Regions from separate parts of the Mus musculus genome. Here regions 1, 3, 4, 5, 6 and 7 are each linked to region 2. Evidence: chromatin loops called from intact Hi-C (ENCODE). Cell type or tissue: left cerebral cortex. All regions are shown on one strand.

What was found. A loop is a pair of places that touch in the nucleus more often than their neighbours do. Peaks named below come from ENCODE experiments on the same cell type or tissue, not always from the same donor. Only the 100,000 strongest peaks of a DNase experiment are listed, where the experiment ranks them.
Region 1: a loop joins it to region 2, with 3 times the contacts of the local background. A loop is called at or near these places in 6 of 42 quality-filtered maps.
Region 3: a loop joins it to region 2, with 2.2 times the contacts of the local background. A loop is called at or near these places in 2 of 42 quality-filtered maps.
Region 4: it touches region 2 in a loop (8-fold over the local background); 28 of 42 quality-filtered maps call a loop at or near these places.
Region 5: a loop joins it to region 2, with 8 times the contacts of the local background. A loop is called at or near these places in 9 of 42 quality-filtered maps.
Region 6: it touches region 2 in a loop (5-fold over the local background); 2 of 42 quality-filtered maps call a loop at or near these places.
Region 7: it touches region 2 in a loop (3-fold over the local background); 2 of 42 quality-filtered maps call a loop at or near these places.

The regions. Positions count from the first base shown.
Region 1 is chr3:18,242,922-18,246,921 of GRCm38, forward strand. It overlaps Cyp7b1 (cytochrome P450, family 7, subfamily b, polypeptide 1), which reads right to left and starts at 417. Exons shown (of 6, transcript NM_007825.4): 1 at 167-417. The coding sequence starts at 282. In left cerebral cortex, CTCF peaks have their summits at 1,835 and 2,433 (motif pointing right); DNase peaks (open chromatin) are centred at 123, 458, 840, 1,457 and 1 more place; H3K4me3 peaks cover 1,240 bases; H3K27ac peaks cover 1,183 bases.
Region 2 is chr3:18,047,391-18,051,390 of GRCm38, forward strand. No RefSeq gene overlaps it. Among named protein-coding and RNA genes, the nearest start is that of Bhlhe22, 4.9 kb to the right of the region's middle. In left cerebral cortex, a CTCF peak has its summit at 2,372 (motif pointing right); DNase peaks (open chromatin) are centred at 2,396 and 3,094; H3K4me3 peaks cover 769 bases; H3K27ac peaks cover 184 bases.
Region 3 is chr3:18,931,655-18,935,654 of GRCm38, forward strand. No RefSeq gene overlaps it. Among named protein-coding and RNA genes, the nearest start is that of Armc1, 230 kb to the right of the region's middle. In left cerebral cortex, no CTCF peak of the experiment used is centred here; DNase peaks (open chromatin) are centred at 1,623, 1,876 and 2,409.
Region 4 is chr3:19,060,727-19,064,726 of GRCm38, forward strand. No RefSeq gene overlaps it. Among named protein-coding and RNA genes, the nearest start is that of Armc1, 100 kb to the right of the region's middle. In left cerebral cortex, CTCF peaks have their summits at 313 and 1,679 (motif pointing left); DNase peaks (open chromatin) are centred at 983, 1,257 and 1,657.
Region 5 is chr3:19,214,586-19,218,585 of GRCm38, forward strand. It overlaps Mtfr1 (mitochondrial fission regulator 1), which reads left to right. Exons shown (of 8, transcript NM_026182.6): 5 at 886-1,118; 6 at 2,595-2,838; 7 at 3,577-3,736. Among named protein-coding and RNA genes, the nearest start is that of Mtfr1, 28 kb to the left of the region's middle. In left cerebral cortex, a CTCF peak has its summit at 1,916 (motif pointing left); DNase peaks (open chromatin) are centred at 1,259, 1,853, 2,238 and 2,690.
Region 6 is chr3:18,637,821-18,641,820 of GRCm38, forward strand. Gm30789 (predicted gene, 30789) reads right to left here. Exons shown (of 4, transcript NR_166210.1): 2 at 2,311-2,495; 3 at 1,759-2,015. Among named protein-coding and RNA genes, the nearest start is that of Gm30789, 3.3 kb to the right of the region's middle. In left cerebral cortex, no CTCF peak of the experiment used is centred here; DNase peaks (open chromatin) are centred at 1,821, 2,630, 3,209 and 3,884; H3K27ac peaks cover 908 bases.
Region 7 is chr3:19,313,448-19,317,447 of GRCm38, forward strand. No RefSeq gene overlaps it. Among named protein-coding and RNA genes, the nearest start is that of Pde7a, 4.1 kb to the left of the region's middle. In left cerebral cortex, a CTCF peak has its summit at 2,233; a DNase peak (open chromatin) is centred at 2,226.

The sequences.
Region 1 (4,000 bases), 200 kb after region 2:
AGTGTGTGGAGGGTGAAAGAAGTCTTTATTAGGACATCCACTGGCTGCAGCAGATGCCAGTGTCCTGCAGCAAGGTTTTCCTGCACCCGCCATCCCTGCCGGACTCGGGTGTCCACGAGGTCGCGTGGCCGCGATCCCACGCATGCGTGGCCAGCCAGGCGCTTACCTGGTGCGCCGGGTAAGGAGGAACAGGGCCGAGAGCAGTAAGGTGGCGGCAAAGAGAAGGCCTAGGAGGGCGAGAGGCCCTGGCGAGGCGGCATCTAGGGTCGTGGCTCCCTGCATCCCGACGAGCTGGCGGCTCTGTAGGGAGCGATGGCTTCTGCACAGTGCCCTCTCTTCTAGACCAGAGGCTGTGGCCTGCCCGCTGCACAGAGCAGAATGTCACAGCGGCCCCCAAAGCTGAACTACAAAGTTAGTGGAGTCCCCTCCCCCCCGCCTCCCCCTGACCCAAGCGTTCCGCCTCGCACCGCCTCCCGCTCCGCTCCGCTCCGGTGACAGGAACCCTGCCAAGGAAGAGGGAAAGGATTAGGATTTCCCCAGATGGAGCCACAGAAGCCTGGGGGTTGGGGGGCGGGGGGGTGTTTTTGAGTCAGTCAGCAGTGAGCTCGCAGAAGAGACCCTGCCTGACTCCCTGCTCTCCCCACCCACTAGCCTTAGAAAGTGGCCCTGTGGCACAGGTCATCCTAAACAGCTGGCAGATACTGCAGTTTGTGCTCCCCATCACCTTCACCACCAGTGTCCACTGTGCTTAGATTGAGGTTGAGGGCATAATATATGCAAAGGTTCACACCAGAGGCAGAAGGCAGGGTCTTAACTGCCGACGCACAGCACAGAAAGAAGCCACAGGTAACACCAAGCTATGACACCAAGTCCACGTCCGTAGTGTACAGCACACTGTACAGGCAGAGAAGGAAGACATTCGAAAAGTATCTTCTCATGGGAGCTGCGGTAATGACTCAGCAGATACACCTGAAACATGAGGACAGGCGCCCTGCCTTAATAGAGAAAGTGAAAGTGGCTGAGGAAGAGAGAGACCTGATGCTAACTTCACAGGAGAGCCCCCATCCTACACACACCTTTTTTCCTGATTACCCATATTCAAGTTGTCTTGTAGACTTAGTTGATAAATATTTACGCATCTAATTAAATCCTACTCCAAAACCTCTATCTTATGCACTGGACAGGATACAGTTCCCACCCTCACCTATCCCCGAACAGTTACTGCTAACAACTTCAAATCTGGTCTCTGTGCCACTTACCATTTCACACAGATCTGTTTTTACCCTGTCTCAGTCTCAGAAAGAAAGTGATGAATACTCCATGTGCAATGAGAAGTGTTAACACCAAAGGCTTGCGGAAGAGACCACTGACCTGCATAAAATAAAGCAAGCTGTTTTTATTTGTTTTCATGGGCTCCTTCCTCCTAAGGTTGGGATCCAAGAGGTCAGCATTGGACATATGGAAGACAAGGTTTTTATACCCAGTGGTAGGGGGTTTCTGAATGGGAGTTACTGAGCAGAATATAACAAGATGGTCATAGCAAGATAGCTTTTGAAAGAAAGGCATGACTGCCATTTTCTGGAAGAAGCAGTGCAGAGCCATTTGTAGTTAAGGTTGCAGGTTACACATAGCCCAATTCTTAGGAAATAGACATTGAATCATAAAGAAATAAACTCAGCTGGTCTTTACTATAAGATGGCATTCTTAAGTGTAAGCCATGGATGATATGTGGTTTGTTGGATCTGTAAAAAAACAAAAAAACAAAAAAAAAAAAAATAAGGGCTGGTGAGATGGCTCAGTGGGTAAGAGCACCCGACTGCTCTTCAGAAGGTCCAGAGTTCAAATCCCAGCAACCACATGGTGGCTCACAACCACCCATAATGAGATCTGATGCCCTCTTCTGGTGCGTCTGAAGACAGCTACAGTGTACTTACATATAATAAATAAATAAATCTTTAAAAAAAGCATTTAAAAAATAAAATAAAATGTCTTCTTTTCAAAGACTATGAGATGAAGTGAACAGATATTAGTAGTAGATAAAAGAAAAGAAACTAGTTGATATGTGATTGTGGAGTAACAATGAGAGAATTTAATAATGGGTCCATATGGTTCCAATCTTTTGCTCATTCCCCAAAGCAAATGATATAGTAGGGGTTTGGTTTATGACAGATTCGGGGTTGATGTGAAAACGTAGTACAATGGAAACATACAGGAATCTCTAAGGGTGACCCTAGCAAAGATTCCTAGTAATAAAGAATATGGACCAGAACTGGCCCTCTTTCGTAACCAGATAAGGTTTCAAGTGGTGGGACTAATATATCAACTCAGCCACAAATCCTTCAACCCATGACCAGCAACCTCTACTGCCTGAAAGAAGTATTGGGTAATGGTGGCACAGAACTTATGGGAGTGGCCAACCACGATTAGTACAATTTAAGGTCCACACCACAAGAGGGAGCCTACATCCTCTGCTCTACTGCCTGGATGTTCAGGATAGCCCAGAGACCAAGGCTAGAACCAGACGTGACTAGCAAAAAAAAAAAAAAAAAAAAAAATCCTAGTGATGTCTGCTATACTCAGTGCCTAGCCCAATCATCAACAGAGAGGTTATCTCCAGCAACAACTGATGGGAGCAGATGCTTCGATTCATGCTCAAACATTAGATAAAGCTCAGGTAACTCTGAAGAAGAAAGTGGGGAAGGATAGTAGGAGCTAGAGGGGTCAAGGACACCAGGAGAACATGGTCCACAGAACCAACTAAGCAGGGTTCATAGGGGCTCACAGAGACCAAAGCTGTACACAAAGCTGTACACAAAGGCTGTACAGGTATGATTTAGGTTCTCTGCATATAGGTTATGGTTGTTAGCTTGTTGCTCTTGAAGGAGTCCTAATAGTGAGGGTGAGGGCTGTCTCTCACTCTTGCCTGCTCTTGGAACCCTTTTCCTCCTACTGGTTGTCTTGTCCAACCTTGATATGAGGGTTGTGTCTACCCTTATTCTAACTTGTTGTAGTGTTTTGTAGATATCCCAGGAAGCCTTTTCTTTTCTGAAGAGACATAGAGTAGGAGTAAATCCTGAGAGGGAGATGAGGGAGGAGGAACTAGGAAGAGTTGAGGGAGAGGAAAGGTTATGAGTTCAAGACAAACAAACTGAATTCTTGTCTTTAAATAAATCAATGATATAACAGGTAAAAGACTGATGGACAGGCAAAGGTACACAACCAATATCGAGTGTAGTTCAATTTAAACCTCTGTTTTGAATATAAAGTACAATTGTAGGTAAGATCTGAATGTATTATTTTGAAACAGCTTTTTAAAATGGTGGAACAGATGGGTCCCATTGTCTCCAAAGGAAGGGAAGCCTTGGTGAGCTTTTATTTCTTGTCTAACAGTTTGGCATTGATTGTGCACAGTTGAGGTTTGAATACTCTGGTTTATAGATTCACAATCCCGACTAACAATTCATTCTTGTGATCTGACCCAACTTTCCATGCCAAGTCCTGAGACTCGTACTCTCTGTCCCCAGCGGACACCGGAATTTCAACAGTTCGATTATTCTCCAAACCTGGATTTCTGAGAAGAGTATGCATTTCTACCTGCATGTGTTACTCAGTAACAACCACTCACTTCCATCCGGCTCCCTGGCCACCTCTGTTCACCGGTGGAACATTTTTAGGTCGAAAATATTTTCTTGAGATTGGGCTGAACTGATGCTCGGAAAAGTGTTAATTGACCAAAATAATGTACAAAGACTCTGAAAAGATAATTAAGTTTATTGTAGAATATCAGAGCATTGCAAGATGAGTCCACATGTCAGTGGCCTATGCAGAGAATTAAATACAGTGCTGTGAACAATAATCTTTAGCTACAGTGATTGAAAACAAAGGAGATGTCATGCCAAGTTCACAACATTGTATACCTATACTTTGTGTGTATGTGTGTTTCTGAGAGTTAGAGGCTTTTGTGAGCTGTTCCTGTTATGGAGCAACAATTCTCCAAGAA
Region 2 (4,000 bases):
CCATTGATTAATCCTACAAGGAAGTCAGAAAAGGCGTGATTAATAGGCCCATTCTCCTCTTGAACGTAAGTAAGGCCAAGGAAATTGTCAAATATTACATATTAAGATACTAATGTGCTGTAGATATGCTATTCTGTTAATGCTATTCTTATCTTATTAAATAATTCACAGAGCAGTGCAATCAAGTCCTACAGATGTGAATTTACAAATTTCTTAAAAGAAACATACTGCCTCTATGACAGTCCTTCCCATGTGTTCTATATATACATACTCTATACCTTTGGATTCAAATACATATATTTCCTTTTCTGCCAATTGCTTTCTTTTAATTTTTTTTCATGAGCTTTGTTCTTACAAATATAGGAAGGAAGTAAAAATATAAACAATGTTTCTAAAAAAAAATCTGAATGTCTCATCCACAGCAAGAGTGGTTTTGTTCCTGCTGTTGTTGTTTTGTTTTGTTTTGACATCAAGTCAGTTTGAAGAATGTATTCCTGTATCTATAGCACCTGCGTGGGGATGCCATTCTCCCAATGGGCATTGTATAAACTTAGGGTGTTGTAAGGTGTAGTCCTTCATAGATTAGGCAAGGACATTTTCATAAGAAGATGCCGTTTGGTATTGACACTCATTTCACCATGTCTTGCAGCTGTCAGTTCCTGTTTTGTATTTGTTAGCTTGAGCCCAAGTCTTGTGACATAGCCCTGGTTCTCTTAGTCCTGCTTCAGTTCCTGGGTATCCAGCTCTCTCTCTCTCTCTCTCTCTCTCTCTCTCTCTCTCTCTCTTTCTCCCCAATACATACATACATATATATATATATATATATATGTATATATATATATAATTTTAATTTAATTTATAATACTAACTTAAATACTGTACAAATTTACCACACACACATGTGATCTCTTCCTCCCTCCATGCCCTCTCCTGAGCTTCTCACCCTGTGTTCTGACCAGACAACTGAATCCATACTTTTCAGTGAAATGTATTAATAATACAGCCAAGTTAAAATTTCTTTAATATCGCTTAACATAATTATAGGCAACAATATCCAATTGGTAGAGTAGATCAGGTGACCACATCAAAAATGTTTTAGAGTGTGTCAAACTTATCCATGCTAACTTTCAAATTTTACTGTGAACAGCTCTGTAGCTAACCATCTGTTTATCTAGTTCCTCCTATATATAATCAAATTTCTTTCAAACAGGAGCTCTTACATTGACAGAGTAAACGAGTCCAAATATTTAGCTTAATAGATCTTCACTGTAATAAATAAAATTAATCTTTCACTGTAATGACATTTGCTTTTGACTGTTTGATCTGCTATTTTTGAAGGCTATTCATAATATTTTGTACACTACAAAAAGCATATCTACTTGTATTTGTGTTTCAAGCAGCTGGCCGGTGTATGCAATCATAAATGAGAAGTGTTTTAATAGGGGTATCATCTCTGGTTCTTTTTTTTTTCAAAGTTGAAAATGAAATCTAGCACTTTGGACATGTTAATCAAGCACTTTGTTACTCCATCAGCTATCTACCCCAGCCCTATCTTTGGACTTTACCAGTTTTTGATTTATTAATAAAAAGTGAGCTTTCTTAAAAATACACTTCAAAAATGCCAACTGTTAAGAATGGCCAATCCTAGTAAGCTTTTCTGGACACGTGTTACCCTAGATGACATTTCAGGAGCAAAGCCTAGATTGGCTGTTCTGCAGGACTGTATGGTGAGGAAACTGTTGCCTAGAGAACGTGAAGGTCTCTGAGGTGATGCGGCTGGATTACCTGCTGATGTTTGTTATGAGGATGCAAACATGTCTGGAAATATCACCTCTACTCCTACTCTTTTTCCACCAGAGGTGCTAGTCAACATACCTCAAAGCAGGGGGTGGAGGGCTGCTTCTTGACGACAATAGTCACATTTTGCAACACTGTGATAAATCATCTGAATAGTAACTGAACAGCTAAATATTAACCGAAGTGTTCATTCTTGACAGTACTTAAGATTACAGCATCCTTTGCATGAAATTGTTCAGTTTTACTTACAAATTAACATGTGATTTAATTTCTATGAAGACATTTTTTATTCAATTTACTAAATAAAATGTATTATAAATCACCAGAGAACTACATCTGAGTGTATAAAATGATGTATATGTAAAACTAGAACACAAACTTCTCTTTACAAATGATTAGTTTTGGGAATCATGACTAGAAGTATTTAATGGACATAGATGTCTAGATAACGCTTTTAATCATAACCAAGCTATCATTGAAATGACTTTTGAGGCATAAAATAAAATGGGTCTCTGGTACCTGGATATTTCAGGCTTTGGTATTCAAATGCTATCATACACCACGATATTCTCGTTTTTGTCAGGAGATGGCGCTGCAGGTTTTAAATAGCAGAGCTAAGGATCCCAAAGCCCCGTTAAATCTTTAGTTTTCTTATTTCTGGACAACCCCCCAAAATATCCACCACTTTTGTTCGAACTATTTTAAACATGTTCCAGAATGTTTTCCAATGTTATGAAGATAATGTTCAGGGGAGAGACTCCTATAACAGGACAAAGAAGTCTATAGTTACCGTTCCCAGGAGAATACATCCACATTGTATGTCTAAAGAAAGAGGACAGGGAATTCTTCATGAACTCTCTCCGCTACCTTTCTATTTATTTCAGCCATGAAGCTTAGGTCGTCCTCTAGGTGTTACCAGTGATAACTAGGCACCATAATATTCTCTTATTACACAGACTGCTTAACCTTGAAAATTGGAAACGTCCCCACAACGTGCTTGAACCGGTTTGAATGGATCCTGGAAAGGCTGCTTTTGGAGGCTGAAGGTTTCTGTCCAGCATCTATTCGAACTTAAACTACTTCCAGATTAGTGAGGAACGATGCCCTTTGTTGGAATCGATTAAGAGGAACTAGGTAGGTAGGTGAAGTTTGGAGCAGACCCCAACAATTCCAGATCGGAATTTGGGGAACTGGGTTGAGACTTTGGAGGGCTGCCAGAACTGTTTCATCTCGAACCACTGCCTGGTTCCTTCTTCTTCCGGAGGGAATCTCTTCAATCCGATAGGCATTCGCAGACCCAGTCTCTCCAAGTTCTTGAGAGGAAGCAAGCAAAAGGATGCTGAGAAACTTACCCTGGGAACTGAATGAATGTGGCTCTGTGTTACTGAGATCTCAAAGGACCAGGGGGCGGCAGACGTTGTTCAGCCACCCCAAGCTACAAGAAACACTGCAGGTTAGAGGAAGTAAATGCAGCTTCAAGGTCAAGGTGCCTCATCCTCGGGCTGGAGGACCACTGCCAGGAGCCCCTTGGCCTAGAGGGACTGGGATGCCGACTTCATCGCATTGTACTTGGCAGTTCAGGAGCAGTTCCTCAGAGCTGATCCCTGGGGGCTCAGTGGTTGCTGACAGACAGGACCTTCAGAGCCAGTGGGAGGACAGGGAAAAGCACACTTTCCAAGTCTGTCACATTCTTCCCACAGCTCTTACAGATTTAATTTTTCCCCCAGAGCGGCTTCAAGTTAAAGTTTACGTTTTTTCCCCCTCTAGTTTGTTTTTATTTTTCAAAGTGTTCTGAAATAGAGAAATTGAAACACTCAGACAGCCAGAGCCAGACTTCTCCTGGCTGCTTAATTTAGACAAGTCATAAAGTTATCAGAGATGCAGAAATACCACAACGAAATTTTTAGCATCTCACTTTAAAGGTAGAGTGAGTTCTATCATGATTCTGCTTGAGCTATTTCCAAATCCGAGCATAGAATGATCTCTAATAAATATAAGTTTGACCTACACATTACTTGGGGCTGCAACTCCACCCTCTAATTCCAATGCAGTGGTGCTTGCTGACTATTTTAGCCTCTATTGAAGGCTTTCAGAGTGTTTCCTCCCATAATAATAAAATTTGTTCATCTTTATGAGAGCTCTTTGATATGTATACATTTGGTATCCAACACTTAGCCGAAAATGTACCTTTCCTGATGCCAAG
Region 3 (4,000 bases), 880 kb after region 2:
CAGAAGGCTACGTGCGCAGACCTTGCTGTGATGCAGTGCATATTTTCTGAGCCATAACTGCCTCTAAAATCAAGACTCTGAGCACTCTCTAAGTCAGAGACTGTCTACGATCTTTCTATGTACTTGTTTCCAGTCTTTAGACATCAACTTCTGCTCCACAAGACACAGAGACACAGAGCTGGTGCTTTGCACCAACAGTTTTTGTGACCTCCTGATTGGAGAGCAGCAGCCAGAGCAGCATGAATACCTTCTGTCTCTTAAGCTGGACTTGAACAGTGCATACCCCAACTCTGTTCATTTCCCAGCATATATTTGTCATCCAGGGACAAGAACGAGAAAAATGAATCCTCTCTTCACATGAAGCACAGTTTTCATTTAGCATCCTCAATCACTTGAAAGGGTGATTGATGGAGCTAGGCAGGGTTTCTCAGCTGAGGGAAGAGAATGCCTGGGAAATCCATAGAACCTGTTTCAGTCCTAGCCTGTAAACTGAGTCAATGGTGGTAACAAGCCTGATACTTGAACATGAAAGCTATTGGTTCCTACCACTGGGCAGAGGAAGGAATCTCTAAAGCCCCAAAGAGGTTTTCAGAAGAGCTCTTACACTATAGGAAATACTAAATGCTCCTTGCTTCAATGCTGGCTAAGGATCACCAAAGCCATCAGAACTAGGAGTTGAGACCATGAACAAGAGGCAAGGAGTGGGGGCTATTTAGCAGGGATTCAGTGCTTACAAAAAAAAAAAAAAAAAAAAAAAAAAAAGCCCAGAGCATTCTGGAGTGAGGGCATTCTAATTTACACATAGCATAAGAAATGGACTACAGGTGTGTCTCTCAGTTCACAGGCCCAAAGAACAAAAAATTTTCACCTTCGTAGTAAGGCTAGAGGCTTCAGCATCTTCTGAAACAAAAAATATATGCCTGTGTATAAACACACATGTAAATATGGACTTATAGCATATGTATATACACATACATACATACACACACACTATGTGTGTGTGTATGTGTGTGTGTGTGTGTGTGTACATATGTATATAGTGCCACAGTTGCTACCAGTAAGTGAGCAATTCACTGTGTATACCACAAACCTCTCTGAAACAAACCACACCCTGTTCCTTAAGGAAGAATAAATATGAAAATAGGACGTGGGAAGAAGGAAGAGGTGGAGTGGAAGGAGAGATGAAAGAGGGTAAAAGAAATCACTTGTTTCCAGCGTGCACTGCAGTAAGATATAAATATAATCAAAGGGGTTAATCTAATCCCTTTGTGAAGCATTCATTCAGAGAACGAGACAAAAACAAACCTGTGATCTGGAACTTCCTGAACCCCCACTCAGGGGGATTAATGAGGAGTACATGGCTGTGAAATTACGTGCCCTCTGAGTCAGGAAAATGGTCGTACTGGTGCATGACCTTGAAATGAGGGGACGCAAACTTCACCTGATCCACAATTATGAAGCCCAAAGGGGAGGGACTCGGGGAGAAGGGAGAGGATGCATCAGAGAGTCTGTACAAATGTTCAGAATACGAAAGCTCACAAATCCCAACCAACCCCAGCTTGAAGGGGGAATCTAAACACAACATAAAATATTCAGAGGCCTTTAAAAGGACGCTGGCATTTGTACAGCAGCAGTAGGAGGCAAGCCTGTCCCCTTTATTTACATGAAGTAGATATTTTGTGGCTGTTGTTATGGACTTAGTGATGTTTGTCTCTGCTCAATTTTCTCTTTGCAATGAAAAATTGTTGTGAGATGATTTCTAGTCTTAGCTGCTTTACATGACAGTATTATCAAGGATTCATCAAGAGGCCATCTGTCGAATTTATGAAAAAAATATGCAAAAACAAAACAGATGAAAAGGAAAGAGCAAGACAGACTGGGCCAGAGGAAGATAGATGTGGCAGCATGTGCCTCCGCGTGAAAATTACAACATTTAAATACTGGAGAATAAATTACTGTGCCGAAAAATTAGCGATGCTCTCCCACTTTAGATGCTACCCTTACCATAAGAGCACAATGAAATACATCACATACGAAATCACCCTTTCCTCGGACTATTATTATATCCTAATGAAAAATTAGGCGAGGCGAGGCACATAAACCCCAAATAGCAGGAATGAACACAAGCCAGCCTGTATTTGCTCTAGTATCAAGCCATGATACACATCTCCAAAATGCACAGTCCATATGGAAATAAGAGCTCTTCCCACCACCCATTTATTAGAAAGTCAATAAAATATATTACAGATTGTGTGAAAAACTAAAATAACATATATTAAAATGACAACAAGGCTGGCCAAGCTTACACCCAAATTAGATGGGCTGTAAAAACAATGTGTTTCAGAAATGAGGAAGGAGCAGAGAAATGTCTGAGGATACAATGACCAGAGCTGCAGATGTCGCCCCCACTAGGCAGGACAATGAGATATCTACTCTTCACTTGTTCCTGAAGGACCCAAGTGTGTCTAAGCCAGAGTTCTAGCTCAGGATGGTAAAGGAGCAGCTCTGTTTGGAATATCCTTCTAGCAGCCTACACTCAGCAGGCCACCCTCCCCCCTAAATATTAACCTCCAATTCCCTTCCTTTGTATTCTTCCCTCCCAGATCTTTGTATGTAGAGAAACTTCTCTTCTAATGCCCATAGATGTTTAACAATGCAGCTGATAATATACTACAGTAAAATGCACTAAATTCTCGATGGCACCACAGCCCCCACTCTCACATAGATCTCCAGAGAATAATGAGGTCCTATGGAACCAAGAACTAAGAGTGTGATAAGTCTGTAATGGGAAATCATCAACAGTAACAGTGTGGGCACTAATCTAAGTGCATTGGTTAGCTACTTTACCCTTTATACAAACCTGTGAGACCATTATTACTTATTACTGCTCCTCACTTTATAGGTGAAACAAGTGGGGGCACAGAGAGATGTATGTGCCCCATCCACAGTCACAAAGCTAACAAACAAATGGTGAGGCTGGGAACCTAGGCTGTTGTGTCCACAGCTCTAATCTACCAAGCAATAATTCCCATTGGAATTCCAATTCCCACTGGAAAGGCAGTCCTATCTGCATAAATGGCTGTTTGGCCAAGCTATATAAAAATAAAACCTGCTGCTATGAAACTGTTAACTATATCGGCCCTCAGACTGGTGTTTTCTTCGACCCCAACCCACACTAGTTTTCCTCTCCTTGTAGAAAAAAGGAGTACCTCCTTCAATTCCCTCTCTCTCATAAAAACAATAGACATTGATGAAGCTTCTTAAACATTTTTTGAAAGTTTTATATTTTACATATTATTTTAAAATGAAAATGCATTGGTCATATAATATAACCCAGTCCTTAAACCTAAGTAACTTCTATGTAAAATGATGCCGGTGCTGGGAGCCGGGTCATAGGCTAACCACTCACACCTGCTGCTAATAGAGTCTTTGTCTTGACAGTTCAAAATGCCATCCAGCAGTGTTGTAACCAGCTCAGACTGGCCCAGATCCTCCCAGGGGACTGTAGTACAGGAGACAGTAAGAATATGTGGCTACTACACTCCCCTCCAACAAATATTAAAATGGGTTGGCACACAAAACAGTCACTTGTCATGATTTCCCAAACACTTCTCTCCCTTTTTGCCTGTCCCTGTGATGTTAGACCAGGAGGAACCCAGTGGCCAGGCATGGTCATATACACAGATCCCTGTAAACAGGACATAAAGAGTTGCTGGGGATTGATCTCCATACAAAAGTTGGCTGGTAACTGCAAGATTCATCAGCTTACTTGTTTGTGTGAGAGTGCCTCTGTTCATTGAGCCTCAACTGGACCTGTTCTTGCCTCAGAGGCCACCTGAAGCACATACATGCATGAGATGGAGTTAGTGGCCCACGGGGCTGCTTCCCTCTCTTCACTATTCCTTATTCCACCCTTGTTGTATTTACTTCTGCCTCTATTGAGAAGTGGATTTTGCTCATGTCCAATATCCATATTTGAGTAGGCCTTCATCCAACTTCA
Region 4 (4,000 bases), 1.0 Mb after region 2:
AAATTATCCCTGCTGTGGAGAAGCTGAACCTCTATGTGGCTAGCCAGCGGGGCCAAGTACCAACTTCACCTGACAATGTAAGAAAGAAAGGAGAGTTCCATTAACATGTTCTTGTTTGATATTCTCTGTCTACAACGTAATCGCTTGCTTTCATTAGTTATTTCACTGGTGGTTCCACATTTTGAAAAAAAAAAGAAAAAGAAAAAGGGAGTTAGATTTTAAGTACATAACTAAATACACAAAATCGTTTCCTTCGGCGTTTTTACCATAGCAAAAACAAAAAACAAAAACCTGCCACCTATCAGCAGCACCCCTGGAGAACTCCGTGTCACCAGCAGGGAACTCTGCACTTGTGGAAGATGCCTATGGCTGAGTGAAATTTAAACAGGAACTGCAGAGCAGTATCAGTGAAGTCTCCTTTTGTTTAAAGATATGCACCTTTATCTTGGTTTTGGAATAATCTCCAGAAGGATAGCTACAAGCTTCCCAGGGGAGATTGTGGGAAAGTGTATTTCCTGTTTTGTTCACTTCTGTATAAAAAACAAAACAAAAACAAAAACAAAAAAAAAAAAAGACTTTCAACAAGCATCCTATATTTATACAAACAAAAATCCATGTTCAGAGGGGTGTGTGTGTGTGTGTGTGTGTGTGTAAGTTCCTAAGCTGGGGAACAAAGAACTCTAATGTAACAAGTAGTGGATAACGATGTCTTATTTGTTACTATAGTATCTATAGAACATACTATTGTCACTTCATAAGAAGTTCATGACCCTAAAGTTAGAAAATCCAGGTCATTAACAGAAATGCAGCCTCTTTGCTTCAGTGGGGAAAAAACAAAACCCTGCCACAGTCTATTGTTAAGTCCTCACTGGGGAAACTTGAGAGCAGACCCCACAACGTGGGGTGTGAAGTGAGTCCAGGTGAGAACTGCAGAGGGACAAGTCCTCCACAGCCCAGTCTCCTCTGGCCCTCCCACTCTCTCCTCAAGGCTGGCCCTGATACCTACAAATCACTTCTTTCCCCCTTCCTTCCCCTTTAGCGGTGCTCCTGGCCTTTCTCATCCCAGCCACTCCGGGAGGCCACTGGCACAAACCTTTCAGAGAGCCTTTCAGCACACCCGCGGAAATTCAGATCCAAGATGTCAAGGCTCAGAACTTACAGAGCTCGTTTTCAACTCTCTGGATTCCTGTACTCAGTGCTGTGGCCCAGTGCTTCTGTGCGCTGAGCGGCCTTTCTTTCCTGTTCTGTGTGGTGGGGCCAGCTGGTTGTAAATTATGGAATCTGCTGGAAGGGGAGGAGCGAGGGATGGAAGATATATAGTGCCCAGGTGTATTGCTCCTCAGCTGATCACCTGGGAAATGCTCAGTGAGATGCCCACCACCACCACCACCACCACCACCACCCCGTGGAGAGCTGCACACCGCTACACCGCCACATCTAACTGTTCTAAACACAGCCTACAAGGAAACTAACTTTAATAAAGAAAATAAAACACTCTTTGTTTCTGACAGAAATCACCGCGAGCTCTGACTGGCCACTCTGCTGAGAAAGAACTAAGTCACTAGGGTTCATTTTTATTTTTATTATTATTATTTTTATTTTTTTTCCTACTGCACTTGTAGCAATCCTGTAGAGGAGAAATTTAAATGAGCATTTCTCTGCTGCCATCTTGTGGTTTGTCTAGGAAAAGCACCAAAAGCCTGGTCGACCTCAACCTTGCCAATAAACAAGAAAGAAAAGGTCTTTTTGATTACTTAAAGTCATTTATTTGATAGAACAAAGTATAAGTTAATCTATGTAGCAAACCATTTATAATATATAACCCTACCAAGAAAAATGTTTATGCCTACCAGCGAAATGGCTCAGTAATAGCAAGCATTGCTGCCAAGGCCTGAGATGGTAGGAGATGGACTCACACAAGTTGTTCTCTGACCTCCCAATGCACACTGTGGCATACATACACATATACGCGCACGCACATCCAGGGACATGTGCACACACATACACGTGTATGCACATACACACACACTAAAAGTAAAGAATGCATCATCTGGAGAACTAAGGACATGCTGAAAACACTGCAGTTCTGCTTTACCTCCTCACCTCTCCTTCACAGCAAATCTGGAAAGCATGCGGGTTTCCCGTGGGGAGGAACGCAGCAGAATCTTCAAGGGAAGCTCTGTGTGCTCTTCAGAATCCCATGAGTGGGACCTGAGGCTCAGCGTCCACTCATTCGCACAGTGCATATACCTTTCACTCCTCGGGCACAGCATCAAGACAAGTGGAAGAGTGGATAAACATACGCCTATGTTTATAATTCAGATGGCTCAGTAGAGGAGGAGGAGAGGAGGGACCATGCCTGCTGCCACTCTGAAACTCTACTCTGTTAGGCTCCATATGATAGATATATAGACTATTGGCTAGACCGAGAGAGGGTTGCATCACACACATGAGGGGGAAAAGACACCTAGTTTAATTAAAATTTCAGATAAACAACAATTGAATATGTTTATATGAAAAAATATCCTTGTGTTATTTATTAAAAATTTAAATTGCTAGCAAATGTCTTATACTTTATCTGAAACCCTCGCCTTTCCTTACCTATTGCCAGTAGAAAAAAATAATATCTCATCCACATGAAAATAAACAAATTGGTTGTTCTTTCTAACATAAACCTATGATACATTAGTAACTAAAATAAAATTGAATAAGAATACCTACCATATATTAGGAAAAGAATAAGGAATGATAGAATGGTATAACTGAAGGTCAGTTCGGCCATGCAGATTTCTGGTGAGTGTCTCCACAGACAACACCACACTAAACTTGAGTAGAAGAACAAGATGGAGCCCTGTTCTCCAAACAGAACAAAGAAGCAGAGTGAAGCTAAAGCCGGTGGTATAAGCAACAATAGAGAAAATGGATGTCAGGCAGCATCTGTTTCTCAGCCTTCATACAGTCTGCAAGCACTGGCTATCAGGGGGCAATAATTAGGCAAGGTATGATCCAGTTTTCTGTCTACAATAAAACACCTGAGGAAATTCACTAATACAGTGATGCTCCCAACCAAAATCAAATTGCCCAAAACAACAGCAAGACACTGCTTTGGGAGCACTTGGGAAAGCAAACTGTTTATGCCAGCATCTGGGAAGCAAGTGAAGAAAGGGTTAAAAAGGAATTCTTTCCCATTGCTCTTCCTCATGGATGGGTACCCATCACCACTCCACCCCTGGAATCCACTCTTTTAACATGACATGCAACCTTTCAGAAATCATTTTATGTTAGTAGTGGTACTGGCTGGGAATTGAACCCAGGACTTTACATGCGATAAGCACACAATTTACCACTGAGCTCCACCCCAACTCATGCACTGATAAACATCCAAACCTCTATTTGTTACCTGCAAAACAGTATGTCAAACTGAAAGCAATCAGAGGAAGCTTGTCCAAGAGTTTTGCTTTATGAAACAGAGGCCACAGCCCCAGAGCCAGTAGCCAGTGCTGGTCTACACCCCATCTAGGGTTTTTTTCTGGATGCTGCCTCCTTAGTTGAGGTCTGACCATGAAATGGACTATTTTTTTATATTCTTGGTATAGATTTATTTGCAGCTCAGTGAAGTGGCATTACTAAACGTCAGCAATGACTAAGCACACTTGAAAGTGGTTTCAGAAAATGTCATTAATGGGGTATGCACTCACTTCCTTGCTCCTTCGCCTATCCTTCTGTGGAGCACAGATCTGATATGTGGATTCCTGGAAACCATTTGGATCACGAATGTTTGTGCCACTTTCTAGGGAAAGTGGAAGATGCCATCAGATCAAGTCTTAGTGGTTAAAATTCCTTACTTCATGTGAGGGAGTGACATACGTTTATTGCTTTTGTAGAACAGGATTTTAATATTTTCAACTGTTAGCATTTAACAAACAGAATATTTTAAGATATATTTCATTGTTATGTCTCCCTTTTCATTTCTGATTTTATTAATTTGGATACTGTCTCT
Region 5 (4,000 bases), 1.2 Mb after region 2:
TGGAATTGATAGCCAGCCCGAGTGTCCTCACTGTGTGCTGCCCCTTTACCTGCTTTCACTGAAATGCCACACTGCACTGCACTGGCCTCACTCAGCACGCAGAAGGCGGCTGAGGCTTAAGTGGCTTCAGTTGCTGACTAATAGGTCTGAGGCTTTATTAACCTGCTCAGCCACATGTTCCCTAAACTGCAAAAGAAACTGGACACTAAAGTCCTTATTCCAGGCACAGGGCAGTTGTTTCTGCTTTTTAGAGTAGCTTAGGTTAGTGTCCAGCGTACTGTGCAGTCCAGGCTACTTTGAATTAGTGATCTTCATACTAGGAATTATGATTACTTCCTGTACTCATGAAGAATTCTTGCATTTTGAAGCATTCCCAGCGACTGGCATGTCCGACTTCAGGGAGCAGTGTTTCCAGTGTTCAGACTTTGACAGTGTGGGCTTGAGAGAAATGACATTAACGATTCCCCTCTCCTTTCGGCTTCTGGGATGTGGTTGGATTACATGGTTCCCATATTTCTTGTTTGATGTGCTTAGTCAAACACAGGAATTGCTGGTACTAGAAGGCAAAGCCAGGACCCTACAGAAGGGCTCAGACATTCTCGGTTTGAGCTTCCCGGTGGTTATGATTAGATTGCAATTTGGAAGATGAAATTTTTTAGGTGAAGACAAAAACAAAAGAAAACAAAACAAAACCAATCGGCAGCCTTTCCTCTTGACAGTGGTGGAGGAGCAACAGGCTCTGTAGACAGGAAAGGAGTGGGGCAGTGCTGGCATACAGCTGGGGAATAGTGACTTGTGTGATACCCTGATGAGCAGTGTGTAGGTGTCTGTCTATTCAGGTCTCCTTCACAGCCTGTGATGGCCACCTTTATGCTTTCCTTGCAGGGCAGAAGTCAGTTCCAAGCCTCCTCATGAGGATGACCCTCCTTGCTTTGAGAAGCCCCCAAGCAGGCACACTTCCTTCCCAAGCCTGTCTCAAGACAAGCCTTCTCCAGAGAGGACGCTGGCCAGCGAGGAGGCCCTGCAGAAGATCTCTGCCCTTGAGAATGAGCTTGCTGCCCTTAGAGCTCAGATTGCCAAGATTGTGACCCTGCAGGAGCAACAGAGTCCAAGTGCAGGTATGTGGCCCCTGAAGTGGCTTGTTGTGACTGGACAGTGCAAGCTGTGTCTTCTCTAGTCTTGCCTAAGACAGCACAAAACCCGATGATGTCTGTGTGACTTTAATTTGAGAAGAGTAGGGAAAAAAATCTGCTTGGCAAACTCTGAAATGCCTGCATTTGAAGTGGGCTGTTGTGAATGGCTGCTTTATGGGAAGTTTAGATTCCCCCATCTGATAACCACTCCTCTCAGACACGAGGATGTAACGTGACTTTGTGTCTGGTGAAAGGAACTGTTTCTGGGTAGGACTTGTGAGAAGCTATTTACACATGCAGGGCCTGAGGTAAACATCTGATGGTCCACTTTCCTTTCCTGCTCTAAATTGGGTATAACGGTCCTTGTATTACCAAGTCCCTGTGGCATTATGTATAGAAAGTAATAAATAAACACACAGCAGGTACCTAATGACCCTTTTCTTTCTCTTGTAGAGTAGAAACCAGTCAGGATTTCATCTAATCCTCTTGGTTTAATTTGTGTGGCACATTTTTTCCCATGGAGAAGAAACTATGGCCTTGAAATCCTAGCCTGGTAGTCTGTTGGAAAGTAGTGGTTGTTTTTCCTGTTATTTCACGGTCCTGGAGAGACACGTAGGTGCCCAGTGTCTGAATCCTGTTGCTTATGGTGCTTTGGGCACTGGGCACTAGAAGGGGAGGGGTGATCTCAGTGATTTGCATAGACATGTGCTTTGCATAGCAGGTTCTGGCTTGTTGTCTATTAACTTGAAACTGTTTTCTTTACTTCCCTCTGCTGGTAGACTAGGGAAACTACCATAAATAGGAGATAACTCTGCAGTTTGTTTTGTTGTCTTATGGTCTGAGTACTCCGGGGAAAACTGTTGTGACGTTACGATTTCCCCAAGCTCTCATTTGTATAGTTCTGCAGTAGAGACAGCCAACTTTGATTAGGCAAAAAGGGTAAATATTAGGGATTTTATTTCTTTAACACTTACTTTTTTCTTTGAAAATTAAGTGTGATACTGTTTTGTGGGACAAGGTTTTTCTTTGTATCTGAGTGACCTGGAATTCCTTATGTAGATCAGGTTGGCCTTGAATTTGGTGATCCTGCCGCTTTGTTCTCCCAAGTGCAGGGATTATAGGCATATAAACAGCTGGCATGGTCACGTGTTCGTGATACTTGTGATAGTGCTGAACTGCCTAGTATGTATTGAGGACAGATGTGTATGAGTATAGACTGCTTTATATTTCTGCTAAGAGTGGTTATGCTGCTCTCCACAAACAAGTGTGTCTAAACGTTAAAAACATCTGTGTTCATTTGCATGGGATGAGTTTGGGTTCAGAGTCAGACCTTTCTTAGTAGCTGAATTGCATTTTCCCTCTAGACTCTTTTTAAGGACATTGCTTTTAGGGATACACAAGTCTGTCACGATGTTTTCTTGCCTCTTACCAGAAAGAGTAACTTGTTTGCTTCTTTTGTAGGTTGCTTAGATTCTTCCACATCTGTTACTGTAGCACCACCACCACCACCTCCTCCTCCTCCCCCTCCCCTTCCGTTGGTACTCCACCAAAGTACGTCTGCTCTTGATCTGATTAAAGAAAGAAGAGAGCAGAGACTCAGTGCTGGAAAGACTTTGGCTACGGGCCACCCAAAGAAGCCTGACATGCCAAATATGCTTGAGATCCTTAAAGACATGAACAGTGTGAAGCTACGGTCAGTCAAGAGGTGAGGCTCCCACGTTGAATACTAGGAGTCTCAGGTTTATAACATGAGTGCTGAACCATTTTCCCTTCGAGAAATGTCTGCAGCTCTAAGAGCTCCTCTACACAGAATAGCCAAGGGCAGGGAATGGCTCCTCAATTCCACCAAGTGTCATCCTCTTGTGTGGACTCATTTGTTTTTTTGGTTTTTTATTCCCCAGACAGTTTTTTTTTTTTTTTTTTTTTTCTTTTTCCTGTATAGCCCCTGCCTTTCCTGGAAACTCACTCTGTTTCCTCACAGTCAGAGATCCACCTACCTCTGCTTCCAGAGTGCTGGGATTCAAGGCATGGACCACTAACGCCCAACTCATTTCTTAAAAAGGTTACCTGTTTTAAGAAAAGGTTCAGTATGTGTGGGAAGGTCAGAAGACGACTTGTGATTGAATCCTTGCCTTCAGTGTGAGTCCTGGGGATTGAACTGAGGTCATCCGTCTTGGTGCCTGGCACCCTCACTTGTTGAGCTCTCTCAAGAGGATGCATGCCCCCAGGCTCTCCTGGAATCACTGGGTACTTCCGGAAGATGCAGCCCTGACTTGTCCTAAGTGGCCCTTTATCTGACTCTGCACTCTCATGTTGAGCTCTAAAGTCCAAGTGTCCCTCCTACTACTAGCAGTGGCTTAGTCACCGTTTGTTGTCCACAGAGACCCTCTGAAGGACATCCACATATTGACCTGTCCCCTTGGTTTCTGCTCCTTTCTCAAAGGTCAGAGAAAGATGTAAAACCCAGGCCAGCGGATACTGACCATGCTGCCTTCATAGCAGAGGCTCTGAAAAAGAAGTTTGCATATCGACACAATAGCCAAGGAGAAACTGAAAGAGGAATTCCAAAGCCAGAGTCAGAGGCCACCTCAGAGCCAGCCCTGGTGAGTAGTAAGTAGCATGTTAGGTGGAGATCCATATCTAAGCCATTGACTTGTGTCTCCTGCTGGATGCTGCTGGACTCTGTACCAATATGGAGATTGTAGCTAGCTGGGCGGGTAAGGATCATTGATCTTTTGTTTGAAACTGGGACTTAGGAAATCCAGCGTGGACTTAAACTAGGTGTGTAGCAGGGTTGGCTTAAATCCTGATCTTGCTACCTCTACCTCTGATGCTGGGATTAAAGTAGTTGTGCCATTGTGACCAGC
Region 6 (4,000 bases), 590 kb after region 2:
TTTCATTGTCTTTGGAAAATATTCAGCCTTCAGAAGATTTCTCAGACAAATTACATGTTGAGCAAGATGCCAAGCACTAGCCACAGGTGGCTTCTGAGTATAAAAAATGTGACTAACTCAAAAGTAAATATGCAGGCCTAGTATGATAAGCAGAATGCTGGAATATCATGTGTTCAAATGACATGATGAAAATGTTGAGTAAATATATATATATATATATATATATATATATATTCAATTAGATTATTTTTGTGGCTTGCATTCTATTTCTACTAGTCTGTCCTGGTCTATAATTTACATACTGATTCATATCTGATTTCAGTTAGTTATTAATATGAAATGGTGTCTGATTATTTTCCTACAAAAGTGGAAGACTAGATGCAGTATTATATAGAACACTCAAAATTATATTTGGTTCTCTAGCTTTTCTGAAGTTTGTGGCCCTTTCTATGTTTTCCATTACACTTTTGGGCTAAATAGAATCCTACCAAATCAAATCCATAATGCATGTAAGTTGGGTGCAGCCTACAAATAACCCGAGTGATTGCAAATGGGGTCGTTTGTGTCTGTAGTACCAGGACATCTGTAGCATCCAGAGGTCTCATGGGGGATCTACTCCCAATCCTCCCAAGAAAAACTCACTGACAATCTAATGTGGAACAGAGATGAAAACTATGCAAACATTAGCATGCCATTATCTTTAAAGATCAGTCAAACTTTAGGAAGTGGAACTCTGAGACTTCAGTGTGATGCAAATCACTGTGCTGGGGGCAAGTTTTCTCACCTAGGTATCACCACACTAACGTTACACTGTTCTGCTTTCTTTTTCTAAACTTCATTTGAGCCTGATCCCCAGAGTTAAACCCTATCTGTCAAGAGACTTGTTATATGTAATGCTCATTTGTGTTTCATAATTATTTTGAATCAACACAATTAGTTCCACATTCTTCTGTTTTCTTCCTAAGACAACTGTAAACATTTTCATGCAATTCCAGCTTTTGGTAATAATTACCTTTTCATTTACCAAACTAAAAAAAAAAAAAAAAAAAAAAAAGTAAAATGGTCCAGAGGAAAAACCAAGAGGTTTTTCTCTTTCAATTATCTGTGATAATTCTAAAATTTAGAGTGTCTTTGGTCATACTTTTAGTGAGATTAACCTAAGAATAAGTCTGAGGGACATTTAATTTTTTAAGAACTATACTTGAATTTAAAATTTCACTTTATTGTCCAGTATTATCTGTATTGATTACACAATAAACTTAAGGAAAACACGGAGTATTTGATAGGGCAGTCTCAAACTTGCAAGTGTATTAGAATCATCCAAGTTTAATGACTGCTTCTATAAATTAAATGTACATCCCCAAAGCACACTGGTAATAGCTTATCCAATAGAACTCAGAATCTCTAGGTTTGAAGAGAGGTGGGGAGTAATGCTCTTAACCCTTAAAGATTATGGGTGACAATATGTCTCATACATTTCATTTAAGTTGGACTACAATGATTTCAATTTGATGGCCCTCCCTCACCTGAAGTTAGAAGAGTACATTGTGGTCAACCAAGGAGTAGAAGTTTAGGTGTCTTTCTAGACAGTCCACTTTTGCATTTCAATATTTCTAAGAAGGCTTTCTTCACAAATTGCTCCTAAAATAGTATTTCCTAACAGATTCTTCAGAGGCTGGCAAATTCCCTACTGGGTGGTAAAATTTGTAGACAGGAACTAAGCATGGAAAATGAATTCATTTTCTTCAGGCCACTTACCCTAAAGCACATACCACCATCTGGAGGGTGTGGACACCAAGATAAGAACTCAGAACACAGTCTCTGGGTTGTCCTCTGTCCCATAGCTGGGCCCTCCACAGAGACCATGTTCAGGTGTGTGCTGCTTCTTTCTGTCTGGATGTGTGGTTCTCCCCAGGATGACACTTGGGCAATTTTGAACAGTATGATAACAAGATGACAGGGAAGCCTCTCTGGTGTCCCAAGGTTTGAAGACGGAGGTGGTGGTTCCGGAGTCTCTATACATCAGGAGAGAGAAAAGAGTTTCCTCTTACAGGTGAGCATCAACATCTGTGACACTGAAAGCTCATCTTGTAACATTAAATCTCAGGTCAATGGTCCCTCTGGACATGTCACCCTTGGTTCTAATAGGATCCTAACAAAGAGATTTGAAAATCAAAGTATGTAAGGATAGAAGGATCAATAACAGGGCATCATTAAGAATAGTGCCCATAGTCAATAAACAGATCTGTTAAATTAGAATTACTAAAATCAATGAGTCCCACCCTTGCCACAATGGCAGTAGCAGCCTACCTCGAGGACAGAGATCATCAATGGTGGCAGTCCTATCAGAACCCTGTTTTCACAAGAGCTTGAGCATCCAGTTTAAGTCACGGTATTCTCCCCAAATTGAGATCTGATAAGAAAACAGGTATTTTTCCTATCCACACACAGCCATTGTGAGAACATTCAGCTGCTTTTTAAATCAAGTGGTAGCACTGTAAGAAAAAGGCACGAGGTAGTTAAAAATTTGAAGAATATGTCAATTGGTAAAATTAGATAAAAAGTTACGCTGTGTTCTGCCCTACATTTGGACTATCACAAGTGAGGCAAACTTTTCTAGGCACACTGCTGAGGACTGCCAATTTAACAAGCTGTTCTGTGCTGCAAGGGACATATTTATGGACATACTTTCAACGAGACGTACCTAGTGCTACCAAGCTGTGCTGTACTGAAGAGCAGAAAGAATCAGAACGATGGATTTAAAAAAAAAAAAAAAGAAAGGATTTCACACATGGGTCCTATTAAAATCAGAGCAAGTATTCTGCATTTTACAGGCAAAAATATTTAAAATAATGACAGGGTTGTTGCATGATCTAAGAAGAAAACACCCGGGAAATGTAAAAGACAAGATTGACACAGCATGTTTAGCCCAGGCTGTTGTATGACAAGGCTCTTGAAGGGAAAGAGGAAAAGCCCTGAACACTCTGAATATTCTCATTTTTAATCAGCTGGGTCAATCCAGCTCTAACCCTGTTTAAAACCTGGCGTTATTTTCTCAATGATTTTCGAACAATTAAATATGTGGCCATTTATGCCCCCTCAGCTTTCTGAAGGTCAGCAGATCACTCACTGGCTGTCATTAGTACTACTGTGTTTTATATGAGAATTCTTTGATGGTGTATGCCCTATGATGTACCTTCTATCCTGGGGAGCATGTGTGGGGAAACTACTGAGTCAGAATCCTTTTTTGTTTAAAACTAACCACCTATTTCTATTTCTGGAATTGTAGATACCACGCCAACTTAGAGCCCATCTTCTTTGTTCTGAGGGAAAAAAAATCGTTGAAAGAGAAAGAATAGAATATAAAATCATTGTTTTTGTTGATATATCAGAAATCTGAAGTATAGCTTCTTTTTATGAGGGAATCACTTTTCTTTCATGCATTAAATGTATATCCCCCACTTCTCTGGTCTCTCATAGAGACTTCAGGAAGAAAGAAAGGATTGTGACTTTTCTGTTTGATTACTACTGTCACCACGGCATTTTATCGAGTCACAGATATCTGGATGAGCTCCTTTCTGATAATCTGATATTGTTGGCTTAGCAGGCCATGGGATCTTGGCAACAGGCATAAGCCAATGAGCATGACTTCGAGCCAGAAAAAAAAAATGTTTGCAAAAGTAGTGATTGGCTGCTATGGTGGGCTGAGCCTGTACTAACCTATAACTTACATCCAAGAGAGGATGTCTTCAATAAAGAGGCCAAACCTCCTAGAAAGACTGCCACTGCAAGGAAAGAGTCCAGAGCTGAATACCCAACATGGGTATGTGAGATGTTCCAGAGGGAAAGAGGCCATAGACTGGGAAACTGACACTACTCTAGACCCACTGTTTATAAGAGTAAGGATGTAAGTTCATAAATTAAGAAAGATGTTTGCTTAGAGCTCTGAGTCTGCAAGCTTGGGCTGCCTTGGGCATGGAGAAGAGTAAGTAACTTGGGC
Region 7 (4,000 bases), 1.3 Mb after region 2:
AAGAGAAAACTGCCAGGCTGAAAAGATAGGCAGGATTTCTTTCTATGCTGGAGTCTTCAGAAAGAAAGTGCAAATCTTCACTCTTAAACCCTTTAACAGAATAGACAAGGCCCAGCCACTTTGAAGAGGGTAATCTGCTTAACATCTAGAGATTAAGTGTTGCCAGCATCTTGACCTATGTTGGGCCAAACAACTGGATGTTACAGCCTAACCAACATGGCACAAAATGAACCACCACAGAGAGAAACTTTAAACTTAAGTAATGAAAGAAATCCCTTTACCTAAAGCAACAAAAAATAAAGAAATAGAAAAGAAAATCAAGATCCATACAAAGGATGCTTTTATACTTTTATATGCTAGTATGTTTTATACTATACTATACTATAATGTAGTGGAATACACAAGACTTGGATGTTTAACAAGAATGTCCTCTGAATATACAGACTTACAGCACTTTAACATGACCATGGAACATAACATAGTCCAGTGTATTTTAAACAAGATGATTCTAAAACTGCCCAAAGAAGATGGTTACTTAGTACAGTGCTATGAAATAGCAAAGTATGAATATGGATCAAAGAAGCAGAATCACTAAAAGTGGTGCAAAAAGGATTTATTGTAGAGATGTGTTACTATACCAGGCTTTCTGATGGAGAAGCTGGTGTGGTAAGGTTAGGAAGGAATGATTACAGGCTTATAGAAAAGCCACTAAAGTGGCAGCAGGGAGGGGACCTAGTAAAGAGGTTTATGAAAGCCTTCAGCTTCAATGTCTGGTAGTGAGTGTGAAGTCACTAGGCAGCTGCAAAGAAGTCAGAGGCTTGGACAAGTTGTGATCTATGAGAAGAAAATTGGAACCCTTGTTGTTTCCTCACTGTGTCTCACCCCAGTGACCCAGAAGATGCTCGTGCTGTTAGCTAAGGAGCTAGCCCTGGACACAGAGAATAGAGATGCTTCAGGCCTGGGGTACTACTCCTTACCATGAGGCAAGTTGACAGAACAAGACATTTGCACAATGTCTACAATGTTCTATAGACCTTCCACATATAATGACTTCATATCCACCTTTCAAATCTTGCAAGTCTTTGCTATGGGTAGCTGAAACCAGAGCCATAAAAATGGGGCATGGGGGATGGGGAAGAAGGCAACGTCTGGGAAATGCAGACCTAGTTAGCAAAATTGATTATCAGGGCAGAATCACTCCAGATCTATCCATGTCACCCTGACATCCATGATCACTTAAGCATTTCATACTTCTTCCTGGAATATGTAGCTTTCTCTTGTACAGCTCTAGCCAGATCATTCCCTATCCAAAAGAGATTATAAGGTCTTTGAGTTACATTCATTCCTACATGTGGCAAATGACAGAACCTCCCTAATATTCTGAAACTTAAAAACTAGCGTATAAGGCTACCTAGCATTAACCAGTATTGGAAGAGTGAGATAGAGAGAAGTAGAAAATAATTGATTAAGATGTACAGATCTATGTCAAAATACTCATACCTCTTGTCGTCTGTCCTTGTAACTGCATGTGCTAGTGTTCAGATGACTATCACTCATAAATGCCATCTCTCTCTCTATCATGACCATTGCATACTCAGTTTGCCTTCAGGAAATGTCTTAGCTGGTAAGGTTCCTTGCCTTATGAGTGGACCAAACCTTCCCTGAGCAATCTATTATAGGAAGTATTATAGTTTACCCACAGAGTCTGAACACCAAGTACCAAGCACAGTGCTAAAGTCTCCTGCATTTCTTCTTTGGCTGTGTAGCTATGGAGATGACATAAGCATCCCCTCCTGGCTCTGAGAGTTAACTAGGAGTCCAGAATGGTCCAGAATGGCCAAGTGGCAGCCTCAGCTTCCAATATAACTGAACTCTTACTATAAGCCCCAGGGGGAAATTCTCTTCTAGAACATTCAGAGGGAGCAACAACTCAATTTTGGATTTATACTTTTCATAACAATGAAGAATTAAACATCTGCTATTTTGGCAACCAGCTTCTAGCCATTTGTTATAGCAGATCTGGGAAACATACAGGAATGATACTCAGTTCTAATTCTGGGTCAGAACAGGTTTTAAGCTTCTTCTAGATTCATTTCTCTGTGCCAAATATAAAATTGTCCCCTACCCATGACAGAGCTGCTACACATGAACTCATAGCATCTGAGGCTGCCTGTCCAAGACCAGCACGGAATCAAGCCAATCCACATTCCTACATCTGTGTGTGTGTCTGAGGTAGGGGGCGCTCATGAGGCCCCACTGCTAGCTCATAGTTATTGGTAGATAATGGCTGCTTAAAGAAGGAGAGTCAGTTTTCTTAAGAGGTGTTGCCTCTCCTCTTAAAGGTTATCTATGCTCTGTGGCCTGGCCCTACATTCATGTGCATTTGGGCATTACTAATTGGACTCAAGTTTGTAAAGAGAAAAAAGAAAAAAGGAGTGGGAGGAAAATATGGGGGGATCTAGAAGAAGTTGGAGAGGGGACGGTGTGTGGGGTAAAAGGGCCAAAAGATTCTCACTTGACCCCAAAACTAGGGCCAAGAAACAGCTGAACTTGCCACAGAAACCCAAAAATCCCAACAATCCCACCCTGAAAAGCACCCCCCCACCCCCCCACCCCCCCCCACCCCACCCAAATACCAAATAAACTGTGACCTCTGTTCAGCTCCCTGCTGCTTTTCTCAGAGCAGAGGCAGCACCCTCCTTGGTTTTTCCCTTCCAATAGATCTCGGGTTGTGCAGTGTGACTTTGTGGCATTCCTTGGCTCCTGCTTGGCAGGATACTTCTTTGTCCAAAGCTGTAACTTTTTCACCAGAGCAGAGCTTTTCCTGGGGAAACCTGTCCCTTCCAGAGCAGAGCCATAACACTTCAGGTGGAGAAACCTTCTCTTTTCCTGCAGCCCTAGAGAACTGTAACACTTCTGTAGGAGAAGCCTTTCCCGGCAGAGCTGCAACGTTTACACAGTGGGGAGTTGATTAGATCAAATTACATTGGGACATATATGAAATTCTCAAAGAATAGGAAAAAAACCTTTAAAAATATAGGAAGATTTTAAAATGGGAAAGTTGTTTTGTTTTGTTGTTTAGGGCACTGCAGAAAACACATCTGCTTAATTAAAGGATTTGGGAGACCTGACAGAAAGGGATCACAAATTTTATTCTCTAGTTATAAATATTGAAACGACTGTGTGATATTTACATTCTCTTTCTAAAAACAGGCTCCTCTCTTGCTATCTCTGGGAGAATAGTCATGAAGAGCAGACGGCCCTTTCCTTCACTGTCCATGAATGGCCATGTAAATGTTGAAAAGAATGAATCTTAGAACAACAGATCTTTTATAGTGCACCTAAAAATGGATTACTAAGCAGTTTTTATCAACTTTTTTATTTTTAAATTATATGTACATGTGTGTGTGTGTTCATATACATGACCAAAAGTCCCTGATGACATGGGCACTGGAAAGCACGTCCTCTGACTGTTACACAGTTTTCATCACAAGTATCATTGAATTGAATGGTCACTTGTATATAAAATGGTGACATTTGGGGCTAAAGAGATGTCTCAACAGGTAAAGACACTTGCTAGCAACCCTGACGACCTAATTTCAATCCCAGGACACACATGGTAGAAGAGAGAACAACCTACTCCCACAAGTTGTCCTCTGACCTCTACATATGTACTGTGATACTTGCTCTCAAGCAGGTATGAGATTTCCTTTTAAAATTATAGCACAATTACAGCAGCAAGAGAGGGGAGAAAATACCTTCAAGTGCCTTTTCAATCCCCAGATTCTCTATACATTTGTATTTTCCATGGATATTTACCAAATAGCCACAAGTGTTTGGATATTCTCCTAGGTATCTAAAATAAGCCAGAGAGTGGTCCCTGCCTGAATGACATCACATAGTAATGGGGGCATGTGTAAGTAAGTAAGTGTGGGATTGTATAACTTGACATGGTGTTACTAGGGGCTTTATTTACTCGGCTTTTTGTCACTAGCACATG